Regions from separate parts of the Homo sapiens genome. Here all the other regions are linked to region 2. Evidence: chromatin loops called from intact Hi-C (ENCODE). Cell type or tissue: mammary epithelial cell. All regions are shown on one strand.

What was found. A loop is a pair of places that touch in the nucleus more often than their neighbours do. Peaks named below come from ENCODE experiments on the same cell type or tissue, not always from the same donor. Only the 100,000 strongest peaks of a DNase experiment are listed, where the experiment ranks them.
Region 1: a loop joins it to region 2, with 4 times the contacts of the local background. A loop is called at or near these places in 4 of 110 quality-filtered maps.
Region 3: a loop joins it to region 2, with 8 times the contacts of the local background. A loop is called at or near these places in 5 of 110 quality-filtered maps.

Annotation. Positions count from the first base shown.
Region 1 is chr1:84,843,990-84,851,989 of GRCh38, forward strand. The region is part of intron 2 of LPAR3 (lysophosphatidic acid receptor 3); the gene reads right to left. Among named protein-coding and RNA genes, the nearest start is that of LPAR3, 45 kb to the right of the region's middle. In mammary epithelial cell, no CTCF peak of the experiment used is centred here; a DNase peak (open chromatin) is centred at 3,452; H3K27ac peaks cover 3,061 bases.
Region 2 is chr1:84,769,257-84,777,256 of GRCh38, forward strand. No RefSeq gene overlaps it. Among named protein-coding and RNA genes, the nearest start is that of SSX2IP, 83 kb to the left of the region's middle. RefSeq lists an enhancer at 5,604-6,103. In mammary epithelial cell, a CTCF peak has its summit at 3,274 (motif pointing left); DNase peaks (open chromatin) are centred at 3,305, 4,105 and 7,545; H3K27ac peaks cover 348 bases.
Region 3 is chr1:84,884,084-84,892,083 of GRCh38, forward strand. The region is part of intron 1 of LPAR3 (lysophosphatidic acid receptor 3); the gene reads right to left. Among named protein-coding and RNA genes, the nearest start is that of LPAR3, 5.1 kb to the right of the region's middle. In mammary epithelial cell, a CTCF peak has its summit at 739 (motif pointing left); a DNase peak (open chromatin) is centred at 3,648; H3K4me3 peaks cover 210 bases; H3K27ac peaks cover 3,179 bases.

The DNA of each region.
Region 1 (8,000 bases), 75 kb after region 2:
TTCTTACCAGAGGTCTTAACAATTCTTGACATTCTGTTCTAATTTATTTGTTGATGGATCACCTGCACTAGAATGTAAGCTTATGAAGCCAGGGACTTTGTCTTGCTCATCACTGTGTTCCCAGGGCCTAAACAGGGCCTGGCCCATTGCAGACCTCAGCAAATGTTATATGAATGAATGAATAAGAATGGTGGCCAAATATCTCAATTTCTAGCTTAACATGTGCTCACTGCCCTGTCAGCTTTAATTTACTCTTCTATGCTTCCTGCCCTTGGTTTGCTGACAGGCACTGACAGACAGCTAGATAGTTCTGGTCTTTTCAAATGTCTTGTGCTGCAGCAGAAATGTTTCATTTAGATGTGTGTGAATTATAAAAACCTGATGTTGATGGAAAGCATAAGGAGAAAGATTTACTGCACTGTTTGTGGGAGTGGAGATTGATGCAATCTGTTGAAGGACAATTTAGAGATAGCTTAACAAAATTTTAAACATGCATTTTCCTGACCTACTAATTCTTGAATAAATACAATTCACAAAAATAGACCCAGGAATGCTTGGAGATGTATATAAAACGACCCTCATTGCAGGGATATTTTAATGGCAAAAAATTAGAAATAGCTCATAAAATATCATCAATCAGTATGTAATACAATGTAGCCTTATATAGCCACTGAAGAGAATTAGACATATGTTTATACAGACATGAAAAAATATTCGTATGTTGTCAAGCATAAAAAGATGGGGAACTATTATGACTATTAAGAACACATTTCTGTACAAAAATCATTACTCTGTGAGTACTATACACACATACAACCCCGACCCCGCCACAGTCTTTTATTATTTGCAGGGAAAGTGTCTGCAAGCCAGCATATTAACCTGTTAACAGTGGTTCTAAAATCTCTAAAGAGAGAACTAAGGGGGACTTCCACTTTCTAAATCATATATTCTACAATGTGTACATTTTAGAAACAAGCAAATTACATCCACAATAACAAAAACAATTAAGATTTTAAACTTCATTTAAATTCTAGTGCCAAAGCACTTCAATATTTATAAAACTATTTAAATTCTGAGCTCTGGGCCCAATGTTCACATTAACAAATCTGGTAACTCCTCCAGGCTTTATTTATTCCTGATCCATAAAATGAGGCTAAAAGTGCTTTTCCTTCTACTGCTTAGGGTTATTGGATGGCTAAATAAAATCAATGGGAAGAACATTGAAAAGCATTTTTAAATCACTAAATTAATTCCAAGTGGCCATTATATACATTGTTTAAGCTTCTTGTTAGCATTCTACCTGTATTTCATTGACTCATAAGAATACACTCTAGGAGGGATTTGTGTTACGACTTTTACAGATGAGGAAACTGAGGTGTAGAGAAAACGAATTTCTTTCTTGGAAAGCAGAACTAGAATCAAACACTCAGACTTTATCCCACACTTTATTCCTCTTCCATCTCCCACACTACTCAGAGCAGGTAGGTATAAAGGCCCTGTAAACTATAAATCTGTCAAACATGAAAGGGACTAGGATTATAGTCAGGAGCAGTAATAAGCACCTTTTGAACTAGAAAAGAAAACTGCAGTGAAAAAATTGTATGTTTCTTATCCTGCACTGTGTTGGTCCATCATTACCAAAACCAATTAATCTTTTTAATTACGCTCAAACCTTTTTATGCACTCCAAATTAGAAATCAGAACAGTTTAGGAAAACCTCTCCAGAATATATATTCAAGGTTTTATAAAAAGAAAAGAAAATGCAGGCTTTGATAAACTCAACATGTATTTACTTGAGGAAAAATGAGATTTTTAGAAAAAAGTAGGGGCAAGTGAATTCACCAAGCTGTGAAAAGTATACTTTATCCACTGGGAAGTTTCTGTGAGTTTGCTTGTTACAGGAATACTAGCAATATATACAAACAAGGTACACAAACACAGCGACAGGACACGTTCCACCAATTCCACACAGCCACAATCCTAAGTCATTACTCTTAGCAAAGCCTCATATAAGAGGGCTCATTTCTAAATAAGGTGGGTAGGCTCCAATTCCCTCAGCTTCAAGTAAGCAAATTTTGGTCTGATATTACAAAATACAATCAATTTCCCGGTACCACAGGTCCAGTAAGAAAATAAATAAATTCAAGATTGTAAGTTTACTGATCATAAAATATGTCAAAAAGACTTTCCAGACAAATTCTCATGTTAAAAAAAGCCATTTTAAAGATGTTTCAGCTACATAAAGGGATAGTAGAGAACTACGAATCACATTGCTCCAATTAAGGTTAGAAATGCTCTAATTTGTGTTTCCTTGAAAGTTCCAGTCTTATTAGAGAGTCTCAAAACACAATATTGCAGAACTGCATACAATTTTTTATTTTCGTAATGCTATAGTGATAGGCTCCTGTGTCCAATTCAGATTGGTGACATGCTGCTTGAAACTAGTAAACCTTGTCATCAGGCTAATTTTACAAGTCCCTTCTCCCCTCTCATTTATAGCTACTTATATTTCTCTGCTTTTCTTTATGACTTTCCACATGAAGCATTCTCTAAAATATTTTTGGGCAAAACTTCATTCCATGCTTCCTCAAGAGTGCAGTAATATTGGAAGCACAGTTTGCAGGTCACTGTAAGAGGTCAGTGAGAAGTCTCCTGGTGTTAATAGCTTGAGTAATATTGTTTTCTCCTTTAGATCACACCATTAAATTGCTTTCATTACCCACAAAGGGGTTATTTGTGTCAGAGCAAATAAGATCTCATTCAAATTCAAACTGGATAATTTCAACCTAATAAAATAGTTTATTTCTAATAACTAGAAGAACAAGACAATGACAAAAAATTGTAAAGTCTTTTTAAGACATACAAGCAGAAGAGAAGAAATGTATTTTTTAAATAGGTCCTACAAGAGTTTTAATGTGCTATCTGGAAATTTTGGAGGGGGCTACCCTGTAGTTTATTCTCCTAGAAATGGGAGGGTATGAGGTATTTCCCAAAGGTTTTACAAGAAATTATATCTTATGTTCCCTGGGAATATCAGAGATTCCACTTTGGACTTTTCTATTTCACTGAGTTTCCTCCATTTCTGACCCACCATCTTCTTTGTTCTTTTAGTCATCCAAATTTAAAACACTGAAGCTGGATTCATCCTTTTGCTACTCCCCTCGGGCTCAATGTGTCACTACCTCCTGAAGTTTCTATCATTTTAATGTATTTTAAATCCATTCTTCCTTTTGTTTTTTCACTGCTTTCATAGTAACTCTTGCTTCTGAAATGTTTGTGCCTGGGGTAAGGGCCTTCAGAATACCTCAGTTGTTTCTTCAAAACAGGGATGTCAGGGCTGTACTAGTGGATCACTGGATTAGAAACCAGCATGTGTGTGTGGGAGTGGAGGGAGAGCTCATGCATACGCTGGGCACGTTGCCCTGGTGATGTTGACACAAAGCACCACACCACCTCCTGAAACCACATTTCTATGAAGAATTGTCTGGGCCAGCCCTGTTCTGGCAAACTTCCAAACCCAAGTGCCTGGAGCCAGTTGGAGTCCATCAACAAGCCCAGGAAGCAAGTCCAGCTCCTATCAGGGAATCTGAAGACCCCCCTGTCCTCAGCTGTGCCTGCTGATTGGGACCTGGGTGTCTGTTTTATATCCTAGCTCCACTACTTGGGGTCTCCAGGGTAGCCTGAATGGTACTCTAGCTCTGCTGATGCCAGGGTCCTCCTCAACTCCTGTCAGTCTTTCAGGGACTTACCATCACTCCAGAGGATGCATCTACCCTTCCTGATTCCCAACCTGGCCTACAGCCATGGCCAGGCCTCATTAACTGCTGCCAGGTTTCCCTGACGCTGACTTCTAACTACAGGGCCCAAAGTGGATTTAAGCACCTGATTGCTAAAGGAAGTAGCATCTGTGGTCCCCGAATCTCCTGCCTAGGTCCCACCCCTTCCTTGTTGGCTCCTGGGCACTATTCTAGGGCCCAGGTTTTTGTGGGAACTGCAGTTTTGCCCTGTCATCTAGGAGCTGCCACTTAACACTGGTCTGTCTGCAGCACTCCCTTAACACCACGTTGAACAGCAGGCATGGGCCTTTGTGAGTCTGCCCAGATCTAGCCAGTTCCTTCCCTCTACTGAACTGTCCAACAAGCCTGGCCACAGCCTGCCAGTCACCTAAGCCTTCCACCCACTGCAGAGCTCAGATAGTGGCTGTTGGAAGGGACAAGTGTTGTCCATCTGGATGTGGCCAGCCACCATCTTATATAGCTTCCTTCACCTTAAATGCAGGTCCCGCCAAGAAAGCCTTCAACTTAAGAACCCCAGAATGCCCCTGCTGGGCCCTGAGGCTGGCCACTTTCCCTCCCAAATAACAGAAGTACAGAATCCAGTGGTCGGTTCTTAGCACTGTCCCTGTGGACCACATTCACAGAGCCTCCCTGAGCCAGGAGGCCCTGTGTGATCCCTTGTCATGCAGAGGCCAGCAAAGAAGAATTGAGAAGCCAAAATATTCTCCAGGCTCACCCAAAAGCTACCCTCCCTGAGCTGCAAGTTGCCTTAGACCAGAGACACAATATTTCCTTTCCAAGTTGGAACAAATGAAGAAGGGTCCAGTTAACACCCCATAAATGAGCATTAACCTCTTGTAAGACAATCTCTATGTCCTTCTGAGAGTCCACTCCATGCAACTGAGAAGACACAGTTTTAGTTTCTAAGCTGCATGCAAACTCAGGTAGAGCCTCCAGAACAACCTGGGTCTGCTGTGTCACCTCAGCATCTTCACTAGTTCTCCCAGTCCCAGCAGAAGGCACAGAGCTCCACTGTGAGACAGCATTCGTTAAGTTTGCCACATGTCAGGAGTCACAGAGGGATGTCTAAGCAGTCACGCAGATCCTAGGAACTCTGCTACATGTTTTGCAACATATGGACCCTCAGAAGTAAACTCAGTACGTCTCTGGAGCATCTTTCAACAGAACAGTACAATGTCTAGAGATCCCTCAATAGAACATCAGGCCTAACTGTAAGATGCCCTAGAACCAAGGAGCTTGGAACATATCCTGGGGAGGAAAACACTGACCTTCCAAGGGAAGAGTTATTTAACTTGTATAAAAAGTTCTGGCTGGGCACAGTGGCTCACGCCTATAATCCTAGCACTTTGGGAGGCTGAGGCGGGCGGATCACGAGGTCAAGAGATCCAGACCATCCTGGCCAACATGGTAAAACTCCGTCTCTACTAAAAATACAAAAATTAGCCGGGCGTGGTGGTGGGCACCTGTAGTCCCAGCTACTCGGGAGGCTGAGGCAGGAGAATCGCTTGAACCTGGGAGGCAGAGGTTGCAGTAAGCCGAGATTGCGCCACTGCACTCTAGCCTGGTGACAGAGTGAGACTCATCTCAAAAAAAAAAAAAAAAAAAAAGAAAGAAAGAAAAGTCCTGAACTTTGGTCTGGGGCCTATTTATAGGATTCTGAGGCTGTAAACTGAGTCATGAGGAAGACTGTTCTGGATATAACACTTTTATCATAAGCCTTGTCATGGGCCCAGATAGGCAGACTCAGCACAGATAGAGAGCAGGAACACTGTCTCCCTGACTCATTGGTGAGTCCAGTTCTGAAAGCCCAATAATGTAGAAACTCTAAGGGGAGTCCCTGGGATCCACCAGTTGCTAAGATAACTGGAAGAAGGTCTCTGCCACGTAGCACCAGTGTCCCTCCTGCTAGTGCTCGAGCCTGGTGATAAGGAGTCTCACCCTGGGGAAAGATACCAGCCCTAGAAAAGACAAAGAGGCCTCAACGAAAATACTTCTCAAAACCAAGGAGGCTGATCAGAGGCAAGGTACACAGCTAACCCTCTAACCCTCATGATCCCAGGAGAGCTAATTTAATGACATCTAAGTCTCCTGAAGCTCCCTGGATCATAGTAGGGTTGGTCCTAGGCTAGCTAAGGCCAAGCATTCCAGGGCCGGCCTCTCGGATGGGCGGCCCTGTGTGATCACGCAGATCTGTGCTCAGAAGGGCCTGCACTTGGTTGACAGCTCTGCTGTCACGTTCTTGAAATCTTCAACAATTTTCTCTTTGAACTTGTATTTTGTAAGGGAGCCAGAGGAGCATGAGGATGAGCAGAGGAGACAGGCGGAAGAAGGGAGAGAGCTTTATATTTTAGTACCTTCAGTGGCACATCTCCCCTGCCTTTTGAACAAAAGACCCACAAATTATGTAGCAGGCTGTCAGCAGTCCTGATGGAACCCCCTCCCATGTAACCAGCCACCGCACAAAGGAGGGAGTTAAAGACTAACAATCAAGCTGGGAGCACTGGCTCACGCCTGTACCCCAGCACTTTGGGAGGCTGACGTGGGAGAATCGCTTGAGACCAGGAGACTGAGACCAGCCTGGGCAACATGGTGAAACTCTGTCTCTACAAAAAAAAAAAAAAAAAAAAAAAAGAAAAAGAAAAAGAAAAAAAATAGCTGGACATGGTGGTGTGCGCCTGTACTCCCATCTACTCAGGAGGCTGAGGTGGGAGGATCGCTTGAACCTGGTAGGGGCAAAGGTTGCAGTGAGCCGAGATTGCACTACTGCACTCCAGCCTCGGTGACAGAGCCAGATGTTGCCTTGAAAGGGAAAAAAGAAACAAAACTAACAATCACCAGGGACTCTAGAGATCCCCCAACCTCTAGTCCCAACCCTAACCAAAGAAATCTTTCATGCCTTTGGGTCACTCACAGAAGTCAATTCCAGACCCAGGCTAACTCTGTACCACAGATCCCCCCGGCTCAGGCCAAGATAACCACTGGTTAGAACCAGGACACAGGAGGCCTGCATTCCAGGAAGCAATTCATGGCTGATGCGCAGAGTTAGTAAGAGGGGTCCCAGGTGACATAGAACGAGTTCTTGTAGTTACGATCAGCACAAGGACCCAGGCTGAGCCAGTCTGGGTGGACCAGCCCAGAACCACTGTCACCCAGGCTGCCTCTCCCACCCGCTGTGGGCTGGTGAGATGGTGGCTCCCAGCACTGGGAGGAGGGTATGCCCTGGGGCAGGGGGAGCCTTTACCACAACTTGATATATGACCTGGGGCAGGTTTCCATCTCTCTGGGCCTCCATTTCCTCAGATTTAAAATAATGGCAGCATCACCTTCTAAGAGGATTAAACAGAGTATGTATAAATGCCTGGCACAAAGTGGTGGTCAATTTTTAAAAATCCCTTTTTTCTCAATAGAGTTGTTATTAGAAATGAGCTGTTATTAGAAATGAGACAATTATCCATAAAAATGCCTGACAATTCAAAGTGCTTCATAAATGTCGATTCTCTTCCACGTTCTCCTTCCCAGTCCCTCTTACCTTTGTTCTTGTGACCAGACCCTCCACTAACTGCCAGTTCCCACCCCAGGTCCCACCCAATAAGCATGTTTGTTGGCTCATTATATAAACATTTACTGAGTGCCTACTGTGTGCCAGGCACTGTACAAGTGAAAACACACACACACAGTCCTGTCCCTGAGAAGCTCACAGTCGGGTAAGAGAGGCACTTAGCAAATAAATTTTAATAGAGTGGGTTACTTTTATGAGTTAATTCTTTTAATATATAAATAGTATACTACAGAAGCACTGGATAATCAACTCTGCCTTGGGGAGTCAGAGAAAATATCATAGAGAAGGCAGACTCTTGAGTCGGATCTTGAAAGATGGACAGGAGTTTGCCATGCTACAGAAAACTTCGAGGAGCCTCAGGCAGTCACTGCACATGTGCAGGACAGTGAGAAGCTTGGCATGACAGAAGCAGGGGCTGTGTGAGGGGAGTGCATAGAAAAGGAGGCTGGGAACAGGACTGGGAAAGCAGCCTTGTAATCCCAACTAATTTGGGCTTTATCCAGTTTGGAAGAGTAGACAAGAAAAGATCAGAGCTAACTGTGCTTTTTAGGAAAATGCCTCAGCTGGTGGTGGGGGAAGGCCTGGAGCAAGAAAATGCTGGAGGAGGGAATCCAGACGGAGATGACCGTTAGCAACACACAGCA
Region 2 (8,000 bases):
CAGTCTCAAATATGGCTACAATAACTCCAGTCATTAAACCTGCTTTACAGATAGGGAGCAAAAAAACAGAGGGAGGGGAAAGAAGAGAAAAAGATCATATTTCAACTATTTTTCCCTCTTTCAAGAGTCTTCCTGGAAGTCCCACTCAGCAACATCCATTTATATTTCATTGGCCCAAATTTAGTCTATGGGAACTACATGCAAGGGAAGCTGGTTGTGGTGTCACCATGCATAACTGTAGCTCATTATTAAGGAAGCCTGGGAGAATAAATATTCCATCGAAACAACAGGCACGTGCCTCACCCCAGCTTTACTCTGCTTGCCCTGTTTCACCACCAAGACCCATCTAAGTTGTGACTTTAGATCTGTTTGGGTTTGAGTTCTTCCTTAAATCAGTGTTTTGTTTTTAATGTTTATTATTTATTCTCTGTATGGATTGGCCATTTGTGGCTAGTGATGCTCTTCAACCAGACAGACTGAGCAACTCCACCCAATGAGGCTGTAGTCTTAACTTAAACAGAAGTCTAATGCCTCCAGGGTCGCCTGCTGTTAATCTGCCAACACCATCAAAGATGCTAATGCAGAAAGAGGCAAACAACCTGTTAATTGAGCCTTTATTGTGCCTTGTTTAATCCTTCCAACCAACATCTCTATGAGGTTAATCCCCATTTTATAGGTGAGGAAACCAAAGATCAGAGAGATTAAGTAAGTTGTCCAAGATCACAGCTGACAGTGAAATTTAAGCCTTGATATGTTTTATTCTAGAGTTTTCCCTATTATCCTGTATTTCAGCCATCTCTGAAAAATTGGAGCCCACAAGATGTGAGCTATGCCCAGAACTCACCAGCTCTAGCCTGGTTGGAGTCACTAATTTCAGAGGCTACTCTTGGCCCTTTGCCAATCTGCAAGATGGAAGCAGGAGGGGGAGTGGATAGTTTTCTGTCGTCTGGTTCTCAACCTTGGTGCTGTTCAACTTCTTTCCCATTGTGGCATATGTTAAAAGTGATAATCTTCATGCAGCCTGGGGGTAGCGGAGGCTGGCTGATCTGGGCTCCCTCCTGCCAGAGGCTGAAGGGTCCACATCTTGGCGGACTCCATGGTCTTTTTCTCTTGCTATCCCCTCTTCCAGGAAAACTAATGTCTTTTTCTCTTGCTATCCCCTCTTCCAGGAAAACTAATGTCTTTTTCTCCCCCAAGGTCTAATCCAGGATCCCACACTGCATTTTCCTGTGATATCTCCTGTCTTCTCCAATCTGTGACATCCTCAGTCTTTCCTAGTCTTTCATGACATTGACACTTTTCTTGAAGAGTATTGCTAGGTATTTTTGTAGAATGTCTCTTACATTGGGTTTGTCTGATGTTTTCTCATGATTAGATTGAGATCATGCATTTTTGGCAGGAATGCCATGAAAGTGATGCACTCAGCTCATCGTGGCAGGCGTACATGAGGGCAATATGTCTTATTATGGTGATGTTGACCCTGAGCAGTGGGTTAAGGTGCTGCCTGCTGGTTTTCCCACTGTTAAGTCATTACTTTTTCCCTTTATAATTAGTAAGTGTCTTAGGAGAGATACTTTGAGGCTATTCAAATATTCTATTTCCCTTCAAACTTCTGCCCACTAATATTAGCATCCATCTGTGGATCTTGCTTATGGTACTCTAAAGGTGATTTTATACGATTTGCATTCCTTTTTAGTTGTAATTCTTCAGAAAGGAAGATTTGTCTTTTCTCTATTTTATTATATTGTTTATTTATACAATTATTGATTCATAGATATTAATTTTACTCTATAAATTATAATCCAATGCTATGGTTATTTATTTTGCTGCATAAATTGTTCCCATTCTGGCCACTCTTTCAGGTAAGTTCCCATGCTTGTCCAAGATGCCATCAACCTTTTTGGGGTACTTCCTTACTTTCTGGTACCACCACAGTCTCCAGGCTCGTCTTGGATATTTCCTGTCTCAGTCCTTATCCAAAAAAGCCCTGGTTTCTTCTGTTGAAGAATATATTAGAAAATAAGACCTAGGTTCTATGTGGCATTATTTATCATTATAAGGTAATTTGGAATCAAAATAAATTTCAGTTTGAGGATGAAAAGTGTGGAGATTAGTGAGGGTACCCGATTGCCCAACATTACACAGCTCAGAACTGGCAGACAAAAAGCTCAAACCAGGGCAGATTCTGTACTCTTAACCTCTCCACTAGCGTAAATGCCTCATTTATTATAAATATGAATTACTACTTGGCAGAAAACGTGCAGATGTGCCAGATAAATGTGATTTCTGGTTGATGGAGTGTCCGATAAAGTAGACTTGTCTATAAAAACAAACTTGGCATCCGATAAATATTTTTAGATAGATTTTGTTGAAAGAATCATCATTATCCTCAGACATTTCTTGGTATCTATGAAATTTCTGTAGAGTTCAGTTGTACTTAATTCCTTTATGGAACATGGTAGAACATATATAAAATAATAATGAATATAGAAATATGAAATAGAACAAAAATAACTGCAGGTTCACTTTCTGGATCCCCATGGCCTTTGGCTGGAAACTTGATGGTGGGGTTCACTCTCTCTTTGCCTGTTGCTTTAGTAAACCAAGGAACCAAGGCCTAGGGACATGAGCAACTTGCATTTGGCCAGTGGTGGGCAGAGTGGAGCTGGAATCAAGATTTCCTGGCTGGATCCCCAAACATTTTTGACCCTCATGATCTGACCAAGTAAATCTCAGGGCAGGACAACAGCATCCCCAGAGACTAAGCCCAGATGGGCAGGGCCACACACCCTGTATCATCTAAGAGGCCCCATATCATCTAAGAGGCCACCTTGTGGCCCACGCCCGTGTATCATCTAAGAGGCCCTGTCCACACTGCTGGGAAGTAGTCCTGGCAACTTCACTCCCTTTCTGTGTTTAACTCTCAACACCAAACCCAACTCCTGCATCAAATGCAGTTAAGAATCCAAGACAAATATGCCTAAAGAGGGGAAAACCTGGTGGCTGGATGGAATGAGATTGACTGGGAGGAGGAGACTGGTTTCTAGTCCTGGCTGGAGTACTAGAGTTTTGCACTTAACCAGTTGTTTATGCCAGGCAAGATCTTTCATCTCTCTGAGCTCTACTTTCCTGGCTTAAAATGATACGGTTGGATTAGATGACCTCTAAGGCCCTATTCTGCTTTGAAATTTTTGGAAGCTTCAAATTCCTTTGCAGAATTTCCCTGAGAGGTCCTTGGACCAGTCAGTCTCACCGGTAGAGCTCTTGCGCCACCTAGTGGTGGACTCAGAGGCCTTTTTCTCCCTTCTGCGTTCAGGTCCCGCCTCAACTGGAACAAGAGAACAAAGCCATTTCAGCCCTTTGCAGGACTGTGGCAAACTGCCAGACCTGGGAGGAACACATGTTTAATACATGTCCTAGAAAGATATGCTGTGTGAACACACTGCCACTCCTTATGGCAAAGGCCTTAGTGCGGTGGGCATGTGGTTACAAAGCCAGGTTCCTGATGTCAAGAACACCCAGCAAGGTGCCCTGATAAATACCACCCAGAAGAGATGTGTTTGGGGTACTCTCTCTGTATGCTGATCTGTTACACACTGATCCTTAACGCTTTCAGCTGCTCCCTGGTTAACAGTCATTAGGCAGGCATGCAGCACTGTCATCCTGGGCCTCAGCCCTGCTGTCAGAACCCTCCTCCAGATACCTGAAGCAAAAAGAGGCAGGGGACCCCTTAGGTGTACTGCTGATTTGGAGAAATCCTTCATCCGACGGAAGGTCTTTCTAGGTTCCTCCCCTGACACTCCTATCTAAATAAAAACTACTTCTGAAGCCTGCATGACCCTTAGAGTTGGAATCATCTGAGCTGTGGAGCACTTACCCAACATATCCTGGGATTTGTCAAATGTTGCCGGTGATTCCAGAATTGCAGCTGACTACCTAATAGCAGACATCATGTCACTCCGCTCATGGTGACTGCTGTTAATCTGGATCTGGAAGTTCCATGTCGTTTGCTTTTGGCTTCTATGTCCTGGCGAGGCAAGTACAGGCAGCACTGTTGGTGCCCATTGTACGGGCAAGAAAACCAAGGTTTGAAAACAGGTTCGGTGACTCCCCACATAACCAAAGGGAGTGGTGGAGTTACAATAACATGAAGGAACTCTGACTCCCTTGTCCAATCACGCAGGGTTTAGTCATTTGTTTTTATGATCTCAATGAGGGGCCTTTGGCTCATAGTTCATTAATTTTCATCACAAACACTATTGAAAACCATTAATTGCCTGTGCTTTAAATAGCAGTGTGGAGTTTTTTCCTTGCCTAGCAAGACAATGGGTGTCAGTGGGTAGAAGGAGCACTGGGCTGGGGACCAAAAATCCTGGACTCTTGTTTGACAAGGTCACCACCAAACTGAGGGGCCTGGGAAGTCACAACCACTGAGGCCTCCCTCTCCCCATCTAGGAAGCGAAGAGGGCAGGAGTAAGGTACCTTCCCTCCCAGAACTCCATATGTGAAAGAAAGGGCATTTCTGATTTAGGGTATGTTTCACTTTCTCTAACCTTGGATCTGTCCCAGTAAAATGATTAAGCGAGGATATCTGTCTTTGCCAAAGTATGACTTACCTGGTCAGTCCAGATTGTTCAGGTGGGCTTATTGCTTTCTTGATTTGTAACCTTTTGTTTTCCAGTGACCTGGACTGTTTTTGGTATAGAATTTCATTCCCAGGTGATAAATTCCTTTAGGGAAGTGATAGCAAACAGGTTTAATCTTGAGGGCCCTTCAAATCAGTGAGCAGTGGCTGTCGGGAGCTCTGTGTTAATGTCTCTGAGGCCATGCTGTAAGGCGCCATGGGAACATGATTGATTAGCCATGTCTGCTGTGGGCAGGGGCTGGGGAATGCAGAGGGGAAGGGCTGTATCTGGGATAGCACTGTGGAATTGGAGCAAGGGAAGCCATGCCGAGTGAAAAGGCACAGAGCTGCTTAGAAGCAGAGCAGGGATAGGAATCCACACCTCCTCCCTTCCAATTCAGTGGCCTCCCACACAAGACTTCCTCTTTATTTGGTGTGATGGGCAATCAGGTGCTTAGAAGATACTTTCCGATGATGAGGATGAAACTGATGGTCTGGCAGCAGCTTTCTGCCTGCTCTCTCAGCAATGTGTAAACCCACACATGTGTTTTTCCCTTTCTGAGACACAGAAAGGCTCAACCTTTGACAAGAGATTGTCCAGGAAACATCAGTAAACACACCAAATGCCTACATTCCCATTAAAACATGCCTATCTCCTTCTAGGCAGTTCCAAGCGAGACTTCTAAGAGGTCTGCCTTGCACAACTCACAGGCAGCAGCTGTGAGGAGGAGAGGTGCACCCCAGGCTGTGGGTGGGAGGACAGAGGGAATGGGGAGGCAGGAACAATGGACCAGCCTCCTTGGCCTCACAGGAGGCGTCTGAATGAACGATGATGGCTCTTGGCCTTCCAAATGGCAAAGACACATTCCCAGAGAGGCCGGCTGTGGAGGGCTCCTGCCCAGATGGACTCGCTGTACTGTGAAGGAGCATTCTGTGTTCCCTAACTGGCAGCGGCTGCCCAGCCCATCAGCTTGCCTGACTGCACACCAAGGGCCCTGACGGCTTTCTCATGGGGCACCCCGGGGCTTCTGCCCCAAGCAGATGCTGGGCTTTATGTTCCCACAGAGAAGGCTTGCCCGTGGCGGTCCATCCATCTTCCTCTCCTTCATCTGAGAGGCAGTGTGGCCTGCCCTGAGGGTCTGCAGGGAGCGCTCTCACCAGGCCTGGGAGGATGCTGCCAGGGAGGAGAGTGCCCTGGAGCCTGAATGCCTCTTTTGTTTGCAATGAAATAAAATCTGCCCTTTTAAAAAGCATCCACGCTGCCAAAATCCCAGGTAAAGGGGGTGTGGTTGACTTGCTGCTAGGGAGGAATTCCTTAAGCTCTGCAGGCTATACACCCTCCACAGGAAAGGCCTGGGCCTGGCTGTTGATGATGATGGGATTTCTCCCCCAACACATGCACCTCCCTTGGCTGGCAGGCAACTCAGGAGTGAGGAATGACCAAAGCCAATTCCCAGAGCAGCGGAGGAGCACGGTTCACCTTCCAGTCAGTGCCTCAGGGCAAGCCCTTTCCATCCTCTCCATAGCGCCACCTCTCAGCGGGAGAAATGCTTGGTTCACACACAGGGTCCACCCTGCTCCCACCTGGCTCTTTGAGCTAACGAAGTATCACCCTTTACAGGTCCTGGTTCTGATGCACCAAGATGTCTGATAATAATAAAAAAAAAAAGCCCAGTAGTTACTCACACTCCAAGGTGCCTGGGCTTTCTTCTGGGAGGTTGCTCCCTTCTTTGCGGCCATCACCACACATTCCTCTAGTAAGGAAACCCCAAGAGGCCGGATGTCTGCAGCACATGAGCTGTGTGTATTCCCACACCATGATTATTGCCAAGAGGTTAGAAACTGAACATGATTTGGGTCCTGAGGGGCCTTAAATCACTGTCAAATGGGAATTTGCTATAAACCAGCTGAGACCAGGGACTAAGTTCCTGTCTCCAAGAACTCCACGAAGGACCCTGCAAGAGAAGAGAGCACATTCCATTGTTTAGACTAAGCTGAATCCCAACTACTCAAGGCATCCTGGCCTTTGGGATTGGATAAGGTAAGTTTTGTAAGGATTCCTGACCCAAGCTGTCATGTCAAGCTTCTTTACCCATCTGGCCATATTTCATGTTCGGATCCATCACGCAGTTCTCTGCATTTTATTGACAATGCACAGGCCGTTTCCTGTGTGTAACTCCTTGCCACCCTCAGGAGGAAGGTCCTCAGACAAATATATGAATGTTCATTCATTCAACAAGCATTTATTCAGCATCTACTATATTCCTGGCCCAGTGCCAGGCTCAGCGTCTCCTGTGGATCCTCATGGGGCCTTCAGATATGAAAAGAAAAGTACAAAATGATGCAGGTGCTATGGTAGACTTAAGTATTAGGCTCCATGGGAGCACAGAGTAAGAATAAGTCATTTCCTAGATGGGCAGTGAGTTGAACTCAGGGTGAGGGGCCAGCGAATCCTCCCAACACCTAACATCTGGAGTTGTTTTGGGGGGTAAAGTACACGCAGCTCTTATGTGTACTCTTGGATCTGCATGCCAGGCATTGTGTTGTCTGCCTGCCCATCTGGTTGGACCAGCATCTGGGGGGTGGGTCAAGTCATCCAAGCTCCAAGGAGATGGGTAGGACAAGAGATTGTCAGTATCTTACTTGTCCACAATGGGAGCTATATTTGTGCATGGGAGGGTATAACTGCCTGGACAGAGGCCACTCCTTCTGGGGCACAACCCTGCCCAGGAAACCCCAAATAGAGGTTTGCTTCAATAAGAGCTATGTTTATCTAGGAAACATTCCAAGTTGTGGAGAAAAAAAGGAGAATAAAAGAAAAAGAAGAAACCTTCCATCCACAGCTAGAGACCTGAATATTGCCCAGGAAGTCTTGCTAGGTTTGTCTAGTGAGACCAGAGACATGTGATTTTATGTGGGATGTGATTTTACGTGGGATGGCTAAGGGAAAACGCTTTTACTGCACATTCACAGGCCTACCCCGCCACGTCATCATGACAATTGTGGTTCTCTCTGTGCCCAAATCCATGATTCAGGTTTTATAGCTCTTAATAATTGCATCCTTTCATAAGACTTTTCCGCAGAGTTACTGCCAGAGTTACCTTTTATATATCACATATATTAACATGGAAATGAGATGGCATTGCTGCCCAGGATTCCTACAGCATAGATACTAATTGACAGCCGAGGACCAAAGGCAGCTCAACTTGCATTGCTGATTTCACTGCTCATGGTAGATACAGAGAAACAAAATTCTAACTTGAATTACGGCAATTGCTGGGCCATGCTACAGGTCATAGAACATGTTTTCTTTCCTTTCTGCTATTTTTTATTTTATTTTATGTATTTTTATCTCTTGCTCAATTTCTCTGATCTG
Region 3 (8,000 bases), 110 kb after region 2:
ATTACTTCTTTAAATTTTTCAAAAGCAACTTCCTCTTTTCCTTTGTTCTCCCTTGCCTTTACCTATCTAAAAAAGTTTTAGGCTCTTAGCAAATCGGGTATCAGTTTAGACTGTGAGGTTCGGCTCCAGCCAGTGGATGCAGGACACAGCAGTGAGGACAACCCAAATGTGTAAGGGATAAATATGTCTGCTTTTCCTTTGTTTGGTGTACTCTCGTGGCAAGACTGCTGGTGAGTATACCCTTTCCGCAGAAAGTAAAAATTGCCTTGCTGAGAGAATTAAATTTATGTTCAAGCGCTATTTCTTTGTGGCACCGGGGAACAAGCATTTTGCATTTCTAACATAATGATTGTGGTAAATGTCAATAAAAATCTTGAAGCACATCTCTCCTTAGAGTTTTTGGTAAGAGTTTATGGAGGAAAATCTATATAATCAAATGAAAATATCACAGTAAAACTCTAAATGCATCATAGAAATTAGCAACCATTAGTCAGTTTGCCTGTTTCAGAGAAAGCTCAGAAGAAACTCAGTTTACCTCTACAATGTTAAATGATGTTAACACCTTCTCCTAAAGCATTTTACTTTCCCCATCAACAAAACAGAGTATATCAGCTGAAATAGGCCACAGACCTCATTGTCTGTCTGTACGAAACTGGGGCAAAAATGAACTCAGAAAGACAAGTAATAACCTGGTAGCAATCCATGGAAAGTTAACCTTGCTGACATTCCTCTTCACTTCCCTCTGTTGGATGTTCCTGGAATTTGCATTTGTGGAAAGTTGCATACTTGCAGTGAACAAGTTCCACTGGTCCTGTTGTAGTGGATTCCACCTAACCTTTTATTCCTCTCATCCCTGTCCAGCTAACGTTCTCTCACTGTTCAGCATATGTACGTCAAAGACAGAAGTGCATGAAGACATGTGTAAAGATGCAAAATTCCCCCAGGAAACTCATTATCTAGAGCAGCCAGGGCCAATCCTCTCCTCCTCCCAGGGATTCCTAGCAATATCTGGAGACATCTGCATCAGTCATGACTTGGGGGAGGGGGGTACTATTGGCATCTACCGGGCAGAGGCCAGGAATGCTGCTGCACACGCTACAATGCACAGGCCAGCTCTCCACAACAGAGAAGTATCCGGTCCAAAATGTCAGTGGTGCTAAGGTTGAGAAATCCTGACCTAGAGGGTGAGATGAGACATATAATACAGGGTTAAGTGTGGCAGAGCTGTAATAGAGCTAAAACTGGAGTGCTATCAGATTGATAACATTTAAACAAGCGGCTATTACTTGCCAACAAGTGTTGGCAAGAATGTGGGGAAAATAGTACCCTCATAACATGTTGGTGAGAATGTAAACTGATAGAACTTTGGGGGAAGGCAATTTGGCAATATCTAATGAGACTTTAAAATATATACACTATTCCTCTTTGCTTTCCTTCCATTCCTATTTTCTTTCTTCCTTTCCCTTCTCTTTTCTTCCTTCCCCAGAACACAGCAATCAGCATGTAGCTGGGAATGCAACGTGAGGCTGGGGAGTTTGGGGAGGTACATAGAGACATGAGCTATGGCTGGGAAGAGCTGTGAGCTAGAGGGACTGGAGACTGATGATTAAGCTACATAGAGACACAGGCTAGCAGGCCTGGCAGCCGAGGACAAGAGGCAGTGGCAAAGGTGGTGGACACAGAGGAGGCAGGATGACCTTCACATTTGTAAGACTGGTTACTGTATGCAAATAAGCAAAAATATTGAAGATAATGAGAGTCAGGTTTTCTAACTGCCAGAGAAGATATGTACAAACATATAAAGGGGGAAGAACAGAAAGCTCTTTGGGTGTTAGATTGAAATTGTAGGTATAAGTATGAATCATGATTTTATAATACACAGCCTAATATAGAAAAATTTATAAATGTGTGTACACATATACACATATATTTCCTAGCTCTGTCCTCTGAGAGATCTAGAAGCAATAATACCCCAGTAACAATGGGCACATCAACCTCCTATGTATTGGTGTCTAAATACAATTCTCATATTGCATATTAGATCTCAAGACTTATTCATCCTACATAACTGCAACTTCGTACCTTTTAATCTACATCTTCTGTTTTTCCCTGTTTCCACTAATGTACAACACAAGGACTACAGTTACTAATACTGTATTGAGGCTGAGCATGGTAGCTCATACCTGTAATCCCAGCACCTGGGATGCCAAGGCAGGAGGATGATTCAAGGCTGGAGTTGGAGGCCAGCCTGGGCAACACAGCAAGACCCCTCCTCTAAAAAATATTTTTTAAATTAGCCGGGAATGGTGGTGAGCACCTGGAGTCCTAGCTACTTGGGAGGCTGAGATAGGAGGACTGCTCAAACCTAGGAGTTAGAGGCTGCAGTGAACTATGATCACGCCACTGCACTCCAGCCTGTAGTACAGAGCAAGACCCTGTCTCTAAAAAAATTAAAATTAATAAATATTGTATTCTGCTAATTTGCCAAGAGAGTAGATTTTAGGTACTCTTATCACAAACACAAGAAAGGTAACTATGATGGGCATGTCAATTTGCTTGACTGTAGTAATTACTTCATTACATCTATGTTTATCAAGATAAATACATGAAAATATCATGTTGTATGCCTTAAATATATAAAATATAAATAAGACAAAAGTACCATTCTCTACTAAAAGGGAGGCCTAACTAGGTCAAGGAAAGTAGAAGATGAGTCCAGATGATCTGGTGGAGCCAGAAAATAAAGAAATGCTCAATGAATAATAGGGATGTGTTAAAAGGACACAGGAGGCAGCTCCAAGGGGTCCCCATTGGCCAAATTGAGCACAATTTGAGCATTAAAATAAAAAACAATCGTGAGACTTCAACTTATTGAATACATAAGGAATCCATGAACAGTTCTTAGTAAAAACATAACAGAAAAATAAAGTTCTTCCTTATAGTAGTATGCCAACTAACAAATGTAGAAAGAGTGACGGTGATAAAGAATCATCACTTGAGGCTGGGTGCAGGGGCTCATGCCTGTAATCCCAGCACTTTGGGAGGCCAAGGCAGGTGGATCACTTGAGCTCAGGATTTCGAGACCAGCTTGGGCACCATGGTGAAACCAACTCCATCTCTACAAAAAATACAAAAAAAAAAAAATAAGCCAGGTGTGGTAGTGTGCACTTGTAGTTCCAGCAACTTGGGGGGCTGAGGCAGGAGGATCACTTGAGCCCAGGAGGTTGGGGCTGCAGTGAGCCAAGATCATGCCACTGCACTCCAGCATGGCAACAGAGTGAGACCTTGTCTTAAAAAAAAAAAAAAAGAATCACCATTTGGCAACATTCATAGAGGTGGCTGATTCAGGCAGACGTCATCAATAAATGGTAGTTTCTGTAGGTACAGGTTTAATGAGGAACAGGCTATTTGCATAACCCTAGAATAGTTCCCCACAAACACTAGTACAAAGGTGTTTTCAAACACCTTTGGGGAAACAAAGGGAAACGAAGGAAAAATGGCGAATTTAAGGTGAAGAAATCTGGCAAACACCAACATAACCAGGTGATTGAGGTCAATATCCCAGCAGTGGGATGGGTTGGCACCATGTGCCTTCTGTTGTAAGAAGCTAAGAAGAGCTGAGTTTCATTTCTGAAGGATTCCTGCCAAGAATGCATGACCTCAGTCAGGCTGTGAAGAAATACCCAATACAGCCAGGTTGGGAGTCATCCTACAGCATGTAGGACCTATACAACTGCAAACACTTTAGGAACAGGGAAAGTCTGAGGAACCGTTCCAGAAGAGACATGGTAACTAAATGTAACATGAATCCTAGATCAGACAGGTAGAAGAGACATTTGGGGGATAACTGACGAAATAGGAATGGGCTCTGTGGATTGGATGATAGTGTTTTGTATCAATGTCCATTTCCTGATTTGATGGGTGTACGCTGGTTATATAGGAGGACAGAGTGCTTGCTTTTTTTTTTATGCTGGAGTGTTTTCAAGAGTGATGGAGAATAATGTCTATGACTTCCTCTCAGAATAAAGACTGATGATGTATATTTTATATATATATATATACATACATACACACACACACACACACACACACACACAGAGAGAGGCAGAGACAGAGAGAAGGAGGGAGGGAGAGAGAGGGAGAGATTGAGATTTCAAACCTAATGCCATGGAGACATAGAAAAAGATTATACTACTTATTTTCTCTTCACCAGACCCATGTGATAGTTTTTGTCCAGAGAAAGGCCTTCCTTACCCCCATTCGACGAACTGACTTACTAAAAATCAAACAGGGCAGGAGGTAAATGATTCACTGATGTGCTCCCAATAAATTCTATACTTGATCCCTTGCTTTGGTTTTCTATAACTAGTCACTGCCAATGGCTTTGAGTCTTAACTCTGGCTTTCTACCTCCTTAGGGAGTGAATGCTGCTGATAGACTCCGCTGCCTATCTTTGAATTACATGGTCTGAGTCTGTCTGGGGGCAGCTCCAGAATTTCTACAGAGGATGTGCTTCGGGATAGCTTGGCTTAAAAGGGGAGACCAGGGGCTTGCCTTAAAGCTGCATTTATAAAGCAAATACACTGCTTTTATTTAGACCGCATGTTTGCTTGGAAGGCCTTTGGACCAAATAGTGCACTTATGGAGGGGCTAATGTGCCCTCCAACCCAGCCCTGCCACCTGCCAAGCCATCCCTTGATAACTGGTCAATCTGCACATGGGTGAGTCAAGGCCAGGGCTAGTAGAAGCTCCAGCTTAATGTCCCAGGGAACAATGTAGACACAGGACTAGCTGATGAGTAATTAGAGGGGTTGATGAACATCCTCAGGAAGGGGTGGGGCAGGCTGTGCTGGGCAGGTTGCTTTCCACAGTGACACCCAGTCTGGCCCAGCCTGAGGTGTACAAATGATTCACATCTGAAGAGGGGTGACAGAATCATGGGAGTAGGGCAGTATCAGGGGTCATGGGCAAGGGAGGAGTTCAAGGTTGTAGATACACAGGACAAGAGGCCAGCCAAGGAAGAGGAATAAAGAGGAGGACATAAGACTGGGGGTGATGAAGAGAGGGGTGGGTATAACCCAGGATGTCAGAACCTTCCCCTCAATGGTACTAAATCCCCTCCCCCACCCTCCAGCTGGCTTGCCAGGACAGGTAGAGAGCAACAAATATCTTTCAGACTGAATTAAGTAATTAGCTTAATTTGGGGGTGGGGGAGCAATGCCTTTGGTCAGTTTAGAACTTTGCAGAGTAAACTAGAGACCCAAGTCAGCAAGAAGGCACAGGGGAGTGAGGATGGTATAGGTGGACCCAATACATTGTCCAACATTGCCATCAGCACCCTCCTCCTGACCTGTGGGATGGGTGGTGGCCAGCTGTTTGTGTTTGTCCACTAAGAACTGAGATGCGCAGACAGTACAGGTAATTCCAACACGAAATTAAAGCTTCTTTGGAACTTTGCCCTATGCCTTCGATCATGTAGTGTTGGGTAACCTCAGTCCTGAAATTTAACTTCCTCTCATATTCCCCACAGAGCAGTTTCTCAACCTTTGATGCTATTTCCTCCTCGAAGTCCAGTATGATGTCAGAGGACGGGAGAGAGGAATATGGAAGAACTGCAGCAGTGCCCCCTTAGCACTCAAAACATGCTTGTGGAGATACTGCCAACCCCCAATAGCCAGAGCTGAGTGGGCCTGCCTGGGGTGGCCCACATCTGGATGTCCTGCCTCTTTAATTCCAATGTTTATGCACTCTTCACAGGGTACAAAGCTCTTTCACGTACATAAGTTAATGGAACTCATTAACAATCCATGTAGACAGGTAGAAAAGTAATTATTATCCCCACTATATAAATGAAAAAAACTTAAACATGACAATCTATTCAGGGTCACAAGAACTCACAAAAGTGGGACTAGGATTCAAAGACAGAACCCTGTGCTCCAAGTACCTCTAGTCCACCGTTTGTAAAAGCACAAAGTCTCTGCACTTATGCAGATAGCTCCCCAGCCCCATCACCACCTCTGCCATCCACAGCAGGACTGAGTTCCAGGTGACTCCTCCACAAATACAGAATCCAGGATGAGGAACAAAGGATCATCAAGGCCGGAAAGGGGGAGGCTCAGTACCTGCAGGAGGAATGACGAAGGGAGGAACAAAAGGCCCATGGCCAGGAAAAGAGAAAGCAAGTAAGAAAAGTGTGTATAACATCTCTAAGTCATCTAAGGCTTAGAAATCTTTGCACTTTTACCAGAATATACATTTGCACCCATGTTTACACAAGTGTTAATACTTAAATTTTTATCTAGGAGGAAAAGAGGGCAACCAGCATTTAAGGAGTACTTCCTGTATATGAGAGACCATGCTCAGTGCTTTCTCTTTTAATCTTGGGAGATGGATATAATCTTCATTTTTACAGATGAGGAAATTAAGACTTAGAGAGGTGAAGCTATGTGCCCAAGGTCACAAAGCTTGGACTGGAACAAAAGCTGGTCTGACTGCAAAGCCTTGGTCTTCCATTTATACTGCATTAATAATGCCTTGGGCCTGGTCTCTGCCATCTAGAATCCTGCAAACAGACTTAACCACTCTGTTGGGTATAATCACAGGCCAGAAAGCATTTGAACTAATGTATACTCCAAGGAGAATGGCTAATGGGTAATCTGAGGTACAGTAATTCCCATTTCAGTTATAGTGATTCCCCTTGCCCCAGCCCAAAGAAATAAGAGGCGGGTCTTAAGTTATCACGCACTGCTGCTCCTCAGCAGCAGGCTGAGAAACTTGGGGGAGAAGCAGCCAGCCTTAGGCATGTGTGTATAAGTGATGTTGAGAGTGTGTGTCTGGGTGCTGCCTGGCTACAATGCTGTGTGTGCATTTCTTCCACTGTGCACGTGTGTTTCTGAAAAATGAGATGGAGAGTTAACATGCTGTAGTTTCTTAAACAGATTCCGGTGAACACACATGAAAAACAATCTCATACTTTAATGTTTTAAATTCAGTCTCCATTCATAGAAAACATATGCAGGCCTGTTCTAACAAATATCTTGCAGAACAGCAAGATATCTAAAATAGGTCTGATCTGATAAAAAAAAAAAGAGTGGTAGTTGATAAATGCAATTGAAAGGTTTAGACAAGAGGAGTGTCATATGTAATTAAATCAAAACCTCAAAGTTTCAAATTCTAAAGACAAAGAAAAAATTTTTGCCAAAATGACCTATTTTCTTAGTTATATGATAGTGACAATCAATGTAAGTGTTGTCCAAATAGTTAGACGTCCAGATCTCCACAGGATAACTAGTTCCTTGCTGTCTCAAGGCACAAGAGACAACTCTGGAAGCTTATCTCAAGTACACAACTCTGACTGGCAGGGTTTGCTCGCTCGTCTTTTTAGTATAGTCCAGTTTGTTTAGACAAGCCTGGGGTTAACAGAGCCAAGGTGTGTGTTTCTAACCGTATCACTTCTGTCCCAAAAAGAGGAAAACTCTGTTTACTGGACTCAGGCCACTAAATATCAGATCCACTGCCCATGGAAAGCAGGGTTAGCAACTGTTGATGGATCAATGGAAAATCCAGCAACTCTTCTCAGCGATACAAAAGTCCATGCATTAATGAAACGTTGTGCGGTACATGGAATTTGTAAAGAGGAGATTGATTGTCTGTCTGTAATTGACATTTACTTTATTCTCTGATACAGACTAAGTTGGAACCGTGAGAAAGCCCTTTATTTCTAAACGGCATCTCAAGACCAGGTAATGCTACTTTCGGAGGAAAAGGAGGAAGAAAAGCGTTGTAATGACAATAACAAATTACGGGGGAAACATTTCGTGGAAATTACTCAGTTTAAAAAACTGACCTAGCCGGGCGCAGTGGCTCACACCTGTAATCCCAGCACTTTGGGATGCTGAGGAGGGTGGATCACGAGGTCAAGCGTTCGAGATCAGCCTGGCCAACACAGTGGAACCCCGTCTCTACTAAAAATACAAAAAATTAGCCTAGCGTGGTGGTGG